2 separate regions of the Homo sapiens genome follow, and region 1 is linked to region 2. A link is a contact called in ENCODE Hi-C or POLR2A ChIA-PET data. All regions are on one chromosome and are shown on one strand. Each heading gives the region's core, a stretch centred on a gene start or an enhancer-like site at or near the end of the contact. The rest is flanking DNA. Distances are from core to core; before and after follow the strand shown.

What was found. Hi-C counts contacts between places; a loop is a spot of excess contacts on that map. ChIA-PET counts read pairs that join two places held with the same protein, here RNA polymerase II (POLR2A). Pooled maps may share reads with other maps.
Region 1: a loop to region 2 is called in a map of Right ventricle myocardium inferior, with 6 times the contacts of the local background. The contact joins two enhancer-like sites. A Hi-C loop is called at or near these places in 1 of 168 maps with a recorded cell type or tissue (Right ventricle myocardium inferior) and 1 of 50 pooled maps. POLR2A ChIA-PET finds 5 or more read pairs at or near these places in 3 of 52 experiments (RWPE1, activated CD8-positive, alpha-beta memory T cell and activated naive CD4-positive, alpha-beta T cell).

Annotation. Positions count from the first base shown.
Region 1 is chr10:71,064,109-71,070,290 of GRCh38, reverse strand. No RefSeq gene overlaps it. Among named protein-coding and RNA genes, the nearest start is that of LINC02622, 130 kb to the right of the region's middle. Within about 2 kb of position 1,315, at least 7 of the 41 ENCODE cell types and tissues checked have a DNase peak (open chromatin) inside an H3K27ac peak, as active enhancers do.
Region 2 is chr10:71,009,192-71,015,665 of GRCh38, reverse strand. No RefSeq gene overlaps it. Among named protein-coding and RNA genes, the nearest start is that of LINC02622, 73 kb to the right of the region's middle. Within about 2 kb of position 1,490, at least 4 of the 41 ENCODE cell types and tissues checked have a DNase peak (open chromatin) inside an H3K27ac peak, as active enhancers do.

The DNA of each region.
Region 1 (6,182 bases), core at 66-2,565, 55 kb before region 2:
CGCTTTCTCATTGTCCCAAAGTTAGATGTGGCTCATCCTTCCTCCTCCGACTGCCCCCACCCAGTTTCCCTATTCTCTTAGGGCTCAGGGGACCTGGCCGTCACCCGCAGGGGCTGACAAACAGGAGGTGGCAGGCCCAGGGCCCAGCTCCAACAGGCCCAGCTGTTTCCTGGGGTGCCCTGGCCTCTGCCTGGCCGGCCTGACCCCTGCCTCTGCAGGCTGCGCTGGCGGCCATCTCCTCAGGGGCTTCCTCCATATGTCTATCCACTCATTTACTTACCTACTCATTTACAAAATTCCTCGGGAGCCAGGTGCTGAGGCTGTGGCAGTGAACAGATGAGCAGCTTTCCTTCTCATTGGAGGAAACAGACCACAACACCACAACCAAATAGAGAAGTTTCAGATAAAGATAAGTGCTATGAAGACACAAGAAAAGGCTTATAGCATTGAGGTGGGCAGCAGGGTGGCTGCTTCTGAGAAGATGGTGAGGGACAGCATGGGTGAGCTGAGGCCTACGTGATGGGAGGGAGGGCGGGTTAGGACATGGGACACTGTGACTGACAGGGAGGGCTGTGTGCCCCTCCTGGAGGACTGGGCTTCTGGGGGTGAGGAGCCTCACTGTGTTGAGGACAGACTGGGGGAACCCTGGGGATTCAGGAACTCGGCCCACACCATTCTCCCCTCTGTAGGGCTGAGGAAGCTTCTGGGAGCTTTAGGAGAAATCTGAGCTGGAGTCCAAGACTTCACGGGACTGACGTTTCTGAGCCAATTGGCTCCTCTGGGTAAATAAATGCAGACCTGCAATGGTGGCTTTTCCTTCTTGGCCCTTTGGGAGTTGATTTTGGAATCCCAAAGGGCTGAGCTACAAGGCGGCTCCTAGAGAAGAGCCCAGTTCTTGTAGACAGGGCTGGACATGACCGAGGTCACACAGCCAGCCAGCAGCAGGGCAGGCACTGTCCAGGGGTCCCTGCCCCCACGTAGAGTGCTTCCCACTGGCTCCCTGCCTTCTGCAGACAAAGGTTTAGGGAGTGCAAAGGGAGGTGTTGTGGGGAATACAGCTCAGCAGGCAGCCTTTCTGGAGGGCAGCAGGGACACCAGGAGTCACTGAAGCCTGAGTGGTGGGAAAGAGGCCAGGAGACAGGATGGGGCATCATCCCAACAACCCCAGGCCTGCTCTGTCCTGGAGAGCCCGCATCCCTGACTCCCAACTACAGGGATTAGTCGGGACTTATTTCGCAGGCAATTCCCCAGGCCTCTGGCAGGGATTGGCAGCTGACTCATTAGGCAGGAGGAAATGGCCTGTCCTGGAAGCTGTGGGCACCGAAAGTATTGCTGGGAGCCCAGCTGGGAGGATCCTGGCACTGCGGCCCCTGGGTCTCCGGTCTGAAGGGTGGAGGCCTGACCTGGCAGCCTGAAAGCTGCTCTTGCCCAGTTATCTGGGATGCTCAGAGAAGGAGGTATTTTCGCTCATGGCAAGGCCTCTTCCCTATGCAACACAACTAAACAGAATCTTTATTTTGCATTATTTTGGCCCACGAGAAGCCATCGCTCCAAAAGGTGTTTATCCCACTTTCTTTTTTAATCCTGTGTGTATGTGTGTGCGCGTGTGCATGCACCCGTGAGCATGGTTGGATACTTAGACCCCTAGGATAAGAAGGGACCCACAGGTCCCATTCTGTCTCCCCTCTACTGCCACACCCAGTTCAGAAATCCCCTCCACATCATCTCTGACCTGTGTTCCCTCAGGCCTCGCTCACCTGCCTCCCATGACAAGAAGCGTGTCCCCTCCAAAGGCAGCCTGTCACCTACTGAGAGGCCCTGGCTCTTAGAAGGAACTTCCCTGTGCCTTCCTTCCTCCCTTCACCTGAGGGCCCCAAGTCAGTGCAGGCTTGCTGGCAAGGAGGAAGGGTCTGAGCGAAGCCCCTGCCTCTCCCAGGAACCCATCCTGGGTCACCCCGGCCCACCAAACTGTCTCCCTCCTCTGACTTTCCCACTGATAGCAACTGTCTCCCCTTAAGAACGTTTCTGTTTCTCACCAGGTCTCCTGTCACATGGGTCCTGTTTCCCCAGCCAGACAAGGAGCCTCACGAGGACAGAGGCCTGCCTTCTTCCTCACACCCTCGGCCCTGAGTGAGAAGAGAAAGAGAGAGAGAGAGTGCTTAGAACAGTGCCTGGCCCGTGATAAGCGGGTGCCAGCTATTATAATAAGAAATACTGTTGTTACTCTTCTTATTTCCATCATCATAATCTCCATCCCCATCTACCATGGCCCCCCTATGGTACAAGTGAGTGCACTCCATGGGGACCTCACAATCCTGCCCCTCATTCAGCCAGGCGGGCAACAACAGGGGCAGAGCTACGGGGCCCTCCCCACCTACCAGGTCCTGTTCTAAACATCAATCCTTGCACCCGATAATGCTTCCCTTTTACAGATGAGTAGACTGAGGCACAGAGCGTTCAGATCACTTGCCCGAGGTGGCATAGCTGCAATGGCAGAGCCGGCAGGCTGTAGCTAGAGTCCATGCTTCTAATCACATCTCTCCCTGCCACCACAAGTACTCAGAGCTGCAGCCACACCTCCTGAAGGTAAGAGAATGCATGTTATGTGGCATTGTAGCACAAGACACACAGTGAGTGTCTGCGGCCTGCATCTTCATTCCTGGGGCCCCTGAACATCCTTGGCTTTCCCTGAGGAAGGTGGGAGCGGGCCGGTCCAGGCAGCTCTCATGTCTGCTGGATCCTCCGGCCTCCTTTGTGCAGTGGGTCCTGGCTGCAGCTCTGAGCGCCCCAGCTTTCAGTTGGCTCCTTTCCAAGTTCTTTTATTAATTCCCTCACTCTCCAGCAAGAGAACTTTAATTAGCCCGGCCGATTTATCTATATAAATACAAACGGCAAGCACTCCACGGTGGGGTGGGGAAGTAAAAGGGGAGCTGGCAGCGGGTTGCCTGGGGCAGGGGAAGTGACGACCGCGCCTCCCCAGCAACCAAAAATATGACTTTAATATCACCCACACGTGTGTGGGTGTGTGCGCTTTCTGGGCTGGCTGATGGCGCTGGTAGAGCAGTGTCTGCAGGTCGGGTGCAGGCTGTCACCGTGTGATGGGGAACATGTTTCCAGAGCTGGACTGTTTCTGCTTTCCCAGGAAGGTCTTAATCTCCTCACCTAGGAGCGACATTGACACATTCCCACTCATCGAACTCCCCTCCCTCTCACACCTCCCCCAGGGAGGCAGGGGACACATGACAAAGTCACCCTGTTCCAAAGGCTCCCTTTGGACTTCCAGGACTTTTACCAGGATTGGGGCAGGAGGATGAGCCCAATGACAGCTCAATTCCAGTCCAGGCTCAGGAGACTCAGTGTTGGAGAACCGGCCCTAAGTGTTGGATGCACCTCTGTCTTGCTTACACGTGGTCTCCCGAGGGCCAAACCTTTCTCTGAGCACTTGCAGTGGTGGAGAGAGATGTGGTTATAAGCACGGACTCTAGCTACGGCCTGCCGGCTCTGCCACTATAGCCGCCCACCTCAGGCAAGTGATTTCACCACTTTGTGCCTCAGTCTACTCATCTGTGAAATGGAAGTATTCTCAGGGGCGAGGACCGATGCTTAGAACAGGACCTGGCAGGTGGGGAGGGCCCCATAGCTCCACCCCTATTGTTGCCCGCCTGGCTGAATGAGGGGCAGGATGGGAGCTCACCATGGGGCGCACTGATTTATGCCACTGGGGAGACCATGGCAGATGGGGGTGGAGGTTATGATGATGGAAATAAGAAGAGTAACAACAGTATTTCTTATTATAATAGCTGGCACCCGCTTATCACGGGCCAGGCACTGTTCTAAGCACTCTCTCTCTCTCTTTCTCTTCTCACTCAGGGCCGAGGGTGTGAGGAAGAAGGCAGGCCTCTGTCCTCGTGAGGCTCCTTGTCTGGCTGGGGAAACAGGACCCATGTGACAGGAGACCTGGTGAGAAACAGAAACGTTCTTAAGGGGAGACAGTTGCTATCAGTGGGAAAGTCAGAGGAGGGAGACAGTTTGGCGGGCCGGGGTGACCCAGGATGGGTTCCTGGGAGAGGCAGGGGCTTCGCTCAGACCCTTCCTCCTTGCCAGCAAGCCTGCACTGACTTGGGGCCCTCAGGTGAAGGGAGGAAGGAAGGCACAGGGAAGTTCCTTCTAAGAGCCAGGGCCTCTCAGTAGGTGACAGGCTGCCTTTGGAGGGGACACGCTTCTTGTCATGGGAGGCAGGTGAGCGAGGCCTGAGGGAACACAGGTCAGAGATGATGTGGAGGGGATTTCTGAACTGGGTGTGGCAGTAGAGGGGAGATAGGATGTGACCCCCCCGGGGTCTCTTCTCATTCTAGGAGTCTAAGTATCCAACCATGCTCACAGGTGCATGTACACAGGCAGGCACACACACACACACACACACACACACACACGCACACACACACACTGGCTGCTACTGCCCAGTCATCCAGGAAGCTTGGAGAAGGAGGCTTCTTTGTGCCTGGCCAGCCCCTCTCTGTGCACCACTACCACACAGGGACTTGACACTGTGTACCCTCATTCTGCCAACCAAGCAGTAGTAACAGAGCACAGAGATGTGGGGCCCTCTGTTAATCCTCACAACCTAGAACGCTCCCATTTTACAGTTGTCAACTGAGTAAAATAAGGCACGGAGTGGTGAAATAACTCACCCAAAGTTACACAGCTCTAAGTGGTAGAGCCAGGATTCCAACCCAGCTAATCTGCAATTGGAGTCTGTGCTCCTAACCGCCTCGCACACACCGCCACCATGAAAATGTTCATCCGCCCAGACAAGGTTTCTATGGTCTTGCTGTCGACCAAACCTGGCCTTCATTGTCAGGGTCACTGGCAAGTGTTGGGGTGGGATGGAGAAAGGGCAGTAAGGAGGCTGCAACTGGGCAGTGGAGAGGTGAAAAGGAAACCCAGTTTCACTTTGTGGGTGTTGCCTCCACGAAAGGAACGAGCCCTGGGGTCAAATCCTGGCTCCTCCATTTAGCAGCTGGGGGACCTCAGACATGTCCCTTGCCTCTCTGACTCAATTGCCTCTGCCGAGCAATGGGCTGAGAGGATCCGATGCACAAAGGGCACTCGGGTTGTCCTGGTGCACGCGGAGGGACTCTCAATAGTGTCTGTTCAAATAGTCCAAATCACCAAGTTTTCTGAGGTGGCGAGTTCCCCCTTGTTTACTCCTCCTGGGCCCCATTTGGGCTTCAGAAGCAGGCTGACATGGTGCTGGCCTTCAGCCTCATGGCCTGGTGAGGCTGAGGAGGAGGCTCCAGGGCCCTGGACCTGGGACACCGAGGAGCGGCAGACATGGAAAACTCTTGTGTCATGGCAGCGTTTCCGAGCAGAGCCCAGGAGTGGTAAACTCTATTCTTAGTCAGTGTCCCATCACGTGGAGGGAAGCTTGTCGTTAGTGGGGAGTGAGGGAGGAGCTGCTGCATTTAACCCTGCAAGGGCCAGAGTGCTGCAAAGAACTGGAGAAGAAACCTGCTGCCTCTTGGGGAGGGGTGGAAATGTGAGTTGGACGGAGCTGGAGTCGAAGGGGCACCCCACGGGAGACACTCGTCAATACCTATGGGATGGATGCAATAACTAAGGCTCCCCAAGCAGGAATTGCAGGGGGAGCTAGGTGGCTTTCTAAGGGGACAGCAGCCAAGCATGCTCTGCAGGAAGTTTCCAGAAGGAGGCACTCTAAGAGAATATGCAAAGAGTCCTGATGGGCATCAGGAGACCAAATCCACTCCTGTCTCTACCACAGATAAGCTACGTGGCTGGGGACAAACCACAGCCCTTCTCTGGCCTTTGGTCTACGAATGAGGCAGTTAAACTCCCTAACTCCTCTGCTCAACCCCACGTGGGGTAAGAGCTGAGAGCAACACCCAAGACTGTGACCCCCTAGCGTGAGCTGCCAGGTCATTTATTTTTGCCACTAGAAGTCATTGATCGAACGAGTGTTTATTCCCTGTTCTTACTTAACCCTGATGTGCCCCTTGCCATATTATCCTTTTATTTTTATTTTTGAGGCAGGGTCTCTCCCAGGCTGCAGTGCAGTGGCACGATCTCAGCTCACTGCATCTTCTGCCTCCTGGGCTCAAAACATCCTCTCACCTCAGCCTCCCGAGTAGCTGGGACTACAGGCGCACACCACCACACCTGGC
Region 2 (6,474 bases), core at 241-2,740:
GCTTCCTCTCATTTATAACCCATCCTCTTCTCAAGTGTTGTTCATGCAAATGTCCTTTCCAGAGAGGCTTCAAGGTAGAGTGGGAAGCAACTTAGGAGTCAGATGTCAAATGATAACAACAGTAAGCTTTAAGTGAGAGTTTACTATGTAACAGACATTGTACCAAGTATTTTATAAACATCATCTCCTTTTGTCTGCACAAGGTCTTTATAATGAATTAGGTCATATTCTATGCATACACATGAATGTGTGTGTGTGTGTGTGTATGTGTGCGTGTGCATGTGCGTGTGTATTTCTAACCAAAAGGTAGTACACTTTACATGCTGTTCCGCACCTTGATGTTTTTTTCTCTCAACAATATACCTTTAGATTATTCCATTTCATTACATATAGAGTATTCCAGTGCATGGTTGTACTATAATTTAGAAAATAAACGTCTTTGACGGATATTTAGATTTTTTCCGATATTTCTTTTACTTGGTTCATTTTGGGAATAAATTCTTAAAAGGTGAATCTCAGCATCACTGTAAGTAACTCAAGGAATTGGAGCCACTGGGGTGGGGTTCAGGTGGGAAGGAAAGTCAGACTGTGATTCTTAGAGGAGGAAGGGATGAGAAAGAGGGGGAAGTTGAGAGGATCAAGGAGGACAGATAGTAAAAGAGCTGCTGGAGGGGTCCCATTTCTGGAGGCAGCAGCATGGAGCTGGGGCTGGGCAGAGCTGTGCGCTGCATGCCCCAGGGATGCCTTGGGGCTGTGCAGGTGGGTAGGGTTGAGGAGGGAGTAGAAGGCCCAAGGTCTGCTCCAAACTGCCATGCCCCACCTCTCCCTTTACCTCCCCACCCCCACCATACTTCCCTCCTGCTCTCCTTTCCTCCCCAGCCTGGGAAAATTCTGTCAGAATTAATAAACGCAGCAGATTGCTTGGAGATGGAGGGTGAGGGATGGAGACAGTCTGGGGCTCTGATATTTCCCTCATGTGCAATAATCTGGTGGTGAGATCTGGAATTAAAACCTCTTTCCTGGAGCCTTTATTAACATTAGCTCCTAATGCATAATTACCCGGCAAGCCCAGGGGGCTGATGCTTGTGTCGCCCCATCTATGCCTCTCTCCTTGAACAGGCCACCTGCTCCTTGGGGCCAGGAGAGCAGAGGCCCTGGTGGAGAAGGAAGGGCTGGCTCTTCCAGCACAGGTGGAGCCAGTCTGGTGGCCTGGGTTCCTGAGCTACTAGCCTGCTGGTGACCTTGAGCATTTCACTGTCCCTCCATAACCTCAGAGGGACTGTGGGGTCCAGGTATAGGTGGGGGTTCAGACGGAGCAGCCAGTATCAGACACAGCTTGGCTGCCTGTTCCTTTCAGCCCTCCTGGCTATTGAAGCGGTCACCATGGTAGTGGTGGGGTTATAACCAGCACAAGTGGGTGGCTGTGAGTTCTGACTGGCCCATCTCCAGGGCAGCCATCATCGTATCCTCCTGACTGTGACTACTAGAAACCTCTCAGGCCTGAGTAGGGCTGGGGAACAGCTAGAACTTGTTTTCTTCTCTGAAGGCAGGAGGCTTGTTGCTGCACGGCAGGGCCTCAGCTCTGCAGTGGTTGTTCCCACGTGGACTTGGTGGGCTTTGGCAAATGCTTGTCTTCTCTGTCCTTGGTTTCTCTAGCCCGACAATAAGGGTGTCGCCCAGGGCTCCTCCTCTGCTCCTCATATTCAGAGTCTGTGGAGGTGTCAGGAGTCCCAGAGTTGGCAAAAACACAGTCTGAGCAGATGAAAACCAAGGATAGGGTGTTCTGAGAGCCCCACTCTCCTGGGTCCCCATGTTAATTACCAGCAGATGTACTGGCTGCAGTCCTGGCTCCCAGCTGGATTAAGCAGGCAGTTTGCACACAACAGGAGGAAGTACCTCATTGTTTCTCCCATCAAGCTCTGCCTGCCATAGGGCCTTTGCACATGCTGTTCCTCCTGTCTATAATATTCTTTCCACCCTCTTATTTCCTACTCTTCCTTCAGAACTCAGGCCAATCATCATTTCTTACAGGAAGCCTTCCCTGACTTCCCCACTGAGGTCAGATTCGTGGCGCCCCATAAGTCTCCTTCATGGTGATTCTGAGTTGCTGAAATCAGGGCATGAAAAAAGTGGCTGTATTTTTGTGTCACTGAACTTAAGTTCTACTATAAGTGCCCATTCTGCCAGGAGGCAGGAATGTAATCGAAAGCCATTCAGGGTCCTCCTGCTTTCCCTGGCATTTCGTGTGCTGAGCCTCCCACGCCTCAGTGTTGGCTGCTCCCTGGCATCCTTGAACCGGCTCTTCTAGCACAGGTGCACATCCTTGTTCCTGTCCCATCTCTGCACCCACAGCCCCTACTGCATCATTACCAGCCTGACCTGAGTCCCCTGCTACGACCCATGCTGCTCCCATTTCTTCTGCTCCCATGTGATGCTGGGCACAGGGAAACTTGGGGGACCCCACCAGGTAGGGTGAACAGGGGAGGGGCGGATGCAGATTCTCTCTGTCCTGAAAGTCCCCAAGTGGGTGGGGGTGGGGGAGGAAGGGAAACAGTGACAGGCGTACCTCCTTGGGGGCCTACCAATCCTCAGTGCTTTTTCTGGTCCTTTCACTCTCCTCTCCCCCTCCCTGCCAGGCGCTGAGGCTCTTCCTGGAGTCTGGGGAGAGGGAGAGGTGCCATCTAGCAAAGGTCTGCAGCAACACCTGCAAACATGCTGCTTCTGCCCTGCACTGCTCAAGAACAAACTCTGTTCTGCTGCAGCATCCTGGTGGTAAGAAGAGGGGGCAGGGAGAGAACAAGATATACCAGAGAGGGCAGACTGTGGTGGGCACATGAGGAGGCAGGGTCATTCCGTGGTTACAGTAAGGTGATATTCTGGAGCCAGATGGCCTGGGTTCAAGCCCAGCTCTGCTGCCTGCCTGCTGTGCAAACTTGGGCAAGTTACTTTATCTCTCTGGTCCTCGGTTTCCTGTGGGACACTGACAATGTCCACCTGAGTCAGGATGAACCAAGGTAATGTGCACAAAGTGACTGGCACATAGGAAACATTCAGGAGATAATTGCTGTTCCCTTAAAAACAGCACTTTCCTTCTCCCCACGCCACCCCCATCCCCAGTAAAGCTTATCATTGCTTGGTGAGTTTGTGATTAGAGTCAGTCTCCCCCACCACACTGTGCACTCCAGGAGGGTGGAGCCAAGGCTGCATTGTGGACTGCTTGCTGGTCTGGGGTAACATTGTGTAGGCCCAGTGCTGGCACACTCTGTATGCTGCGGTTCCGGTTTGCATCCCTGATAGCCCTGCACACACCTGACCATGGCCTTGCCCACCTGTCCTGCCCATGGTTCTTCCAGGAAGCCTTCCCTGATACCCCCACTTAGAAAACTCTCCCCCAACCTCAGGGCTCTCCACAGCCCCCATCGAGAGTGTGGCTCCATCTTCCCCGGCAAGAAGTGCAAGTCCCTTGAGGCCGGGAGCTGCACCCAGCTCACCTGTTTCCCGAACTGGGCCCAGCTGAGGGGCTCCAGGTAAGGTTGGTCTCAGTTCTCTTTAGTGTACTTGAGCCCAGAGAAGAAGGCAAAGCAGGCCTTATCCCCATCTTGTGGCTAGAACTGAGACTCAGAGAGGTTAATCAGCTTACTCATATCACACAGCTGCCGAGGGGAGAGGTTGGGACTGGGACTTGGGGGACAGGACACCCAGCCTCTGTTTCCCCTCTTGACCCAGGGAGCTCACACTCTAACTGGGGGAACATAGGATGGGGCAAAGGAATCACTCAGAAGACAATGACAGATAAAAACAAAGTCACCATGAGCTAGTGCAGTCCTGAGACCTCTGGAGATCTTTTGTAAGAATGAGTGAGGAAATCACTGCAGGCCTCAGTGCCAGGATGAGGCAGGGCCAGGATCTCCCAGAGTCCCTGACAGTGACCTGAGGTACTGGCCCACCTGCCCATGGCTAAGGTCAAGGAAACAGGGCACCGCAGCCTTCACCCCGAGCTGGGGCAGCTTCATCATCAGCTGAGTTCCTGAGGACCTGCTATGTGCACATCTCCATCCTCCCACACCCTCCCCAGTTCTCACCATGACAACAATCACGTCTAAGGCCCAGAGAGGGGAAGGGACTCATCCAGAGCACGCAGCCTGGTGCCACAGCCCTTAGATTGGATCTGCAAGGAGCCAGGAGCCCCAGTGGCTCTGTTCTCAACTTCCAGACCATTATCTCAAGGTCCTTATCAAGACCTCCCCACTCTGGGCAACCAGGAGCCAGGATACAAAGTTTTAAGCTAGCCCCTCTCCAGCCGCAAACCCAGGTTGGTTTCTTGGGTTCTTCACCCTGCAACAAGTTGGGCCACCTGCTTTTTTGCAGCTAGACTGAAAGGCAATTGATATGGTTTGTCTCCAGCCAAATCTCATCTGGAACTGTAATCCCCAAGTGTGGAGGGAGGGACCTTGTGGGAGGTGATTGGATAATGGGGACGGTTTCCCCCATGCTGTTCTTGTGATGGTGAGTGAGTGCTCATGAGATCCGATGTTTTAAAAGTTTTTGGCGTTTCCCCTCACTGTTCTCTCTCCTGGGGCCATGAGAAGACGTGCCTTGCTTCCCCTTTGCCTTCTGCCATGATTGCAAGTTTCCTGAGGCCTCCCCAGTCATGCAGACTATGAGTTAATTAAACCTTTTTCCTTTATAAAGTACCCAGTCTCAGGTATTCTTTACAGCTGTGTGAAAATGGACTAATACAGCAACTCACACTGCCCTCTGGCTGGGCTGACCTAGATCAGCAGAAAATAACTCCTTCCAGGAAAAATAACCCAAACGCACCACCAGCTCCCTGTTCTATCCCTCAGGAAGCCACTGAGCCCAGCCGGGGCCCAGGCCCTCAACACTGAAGGAGCTGGGAGGGCAAAGAGGACAAGGACCCCTGGGTGAGGACCATGGCCTGAGATGGAAGCCCCCCTTCCCTGTCTCTCCCATGGCTCTCAAGCTGGCATTTAGTCTCATTTCATCTTCACGGTATCGGGAAGTGGCCATTATTGGCCCCAGTTGTCTGGGAAGGAACCTGAGGCTCCAAGAGGTAAAGTGATTCACCCAAGCTCACACAGCAAGGAAACAGCAAGGACAATGCTGGTTCTGGCTCCAGAGTAGGAGCTGGTTTCATGGCCTGCACTGTGTCTCTGAAGGTCCTGGAAGTCCTGCTCAGGCCCACTTCTTCCAAGAGATGCTGATCCCTGGCCCCATGGGGACTTGGTCTGCTCAAGCAACTGCACCTCTGCTTCTTTCTCCTGCCAACCCCCTAAACTCACTCTGGTAGGCTAGGGTGGTGGCTAAGGGTTCAAGCTCCAGACTCTGACTGCCTGGTGTTGGATCCTAACTCTACTTCTTAGGAACTGATTTGGGCCAGTCATAACCTCAGTTACCTCATCTGTAAAATGGGACTGATAATAATGGCGACTGCTTCCTGGGGTTGTTTTCAGGAGCTTGTAAAGTTGCCTGTGGCATATGGGAAGGGCACAGTGGGTGCTGGCTTCTGCAGGTAGTTTTCTTCTCATGACCGTGAGCTGCCTTTAAAGCAAGGTAACTGGTACCCAGGGACTCCCCAGTCACTTTCCCTTTTCTGCCCCCTTCCAGCTGGGTTGCATCCTCAGTTTCTATCCCAGCCAACCAGAGACTCCTTTTGTTCAAAGAGAATCAGCAGGAACGAGAAGGACCCGGGTCCACATCCCACATTTCCTGGCCGAAGCCAGAGCACTGGACTGGGGCAGGGACACCCGGGTCCTGCTCCCCACTTTGTGATTTATCAGCACCCTGGCATTCAGCAGGTCACTTAATTTCTGAGTTTCAGTTTCTATATCATCTAGCTCTAGCTAGCTAGCTGATTAAAAGCCCTTATTGGTCTCGAGGGGTTGTTATGACCATCAAATAGGAAAATAGACACAAATTGTAAAGTGATGCCCCTATAAATGGAGTTATCATTGTGTGTTTATGTATGGAGAGAATTCCAGATAGCGAATGGATGAGATGTGGGACCTTGGGGAAGGCCCTACCCTCTCTTAGCCTCAGTTTCCCTGTCCGTGCAGCTCATCTAGCTCTAAAACACCAGGCAGTGGATTCCTCCATGAGAAAATGGACAAGCCAACAGGACTTCTGTGTCTGCAACATGATCTCCCCTCTCTCAGGGGACACAAACTCCCTGCCGGCGTGGCTAGTGATTAATAGGCTCTGAGTGGGGCCCCTGACCCCTTGTCAGGGCCATCAAGGTAAGTGCCCATCCACAAGCTGAGGGCTCCATCGATGAATAAATAATAACAGCAGTGAAGTAATGGGATCCGGGGAGGCCGCTTAGGATAATGGAGCAACAGACGCGGTGTTCAAGCCCCAGGGACCGGAGCATCCGGAAGAGCTGCCGGAATAGCGGCAGGAGCCTGGGCGTGTGCACATCCTGGCTGATGTTCGTCTGTGACCGTGACGACAATC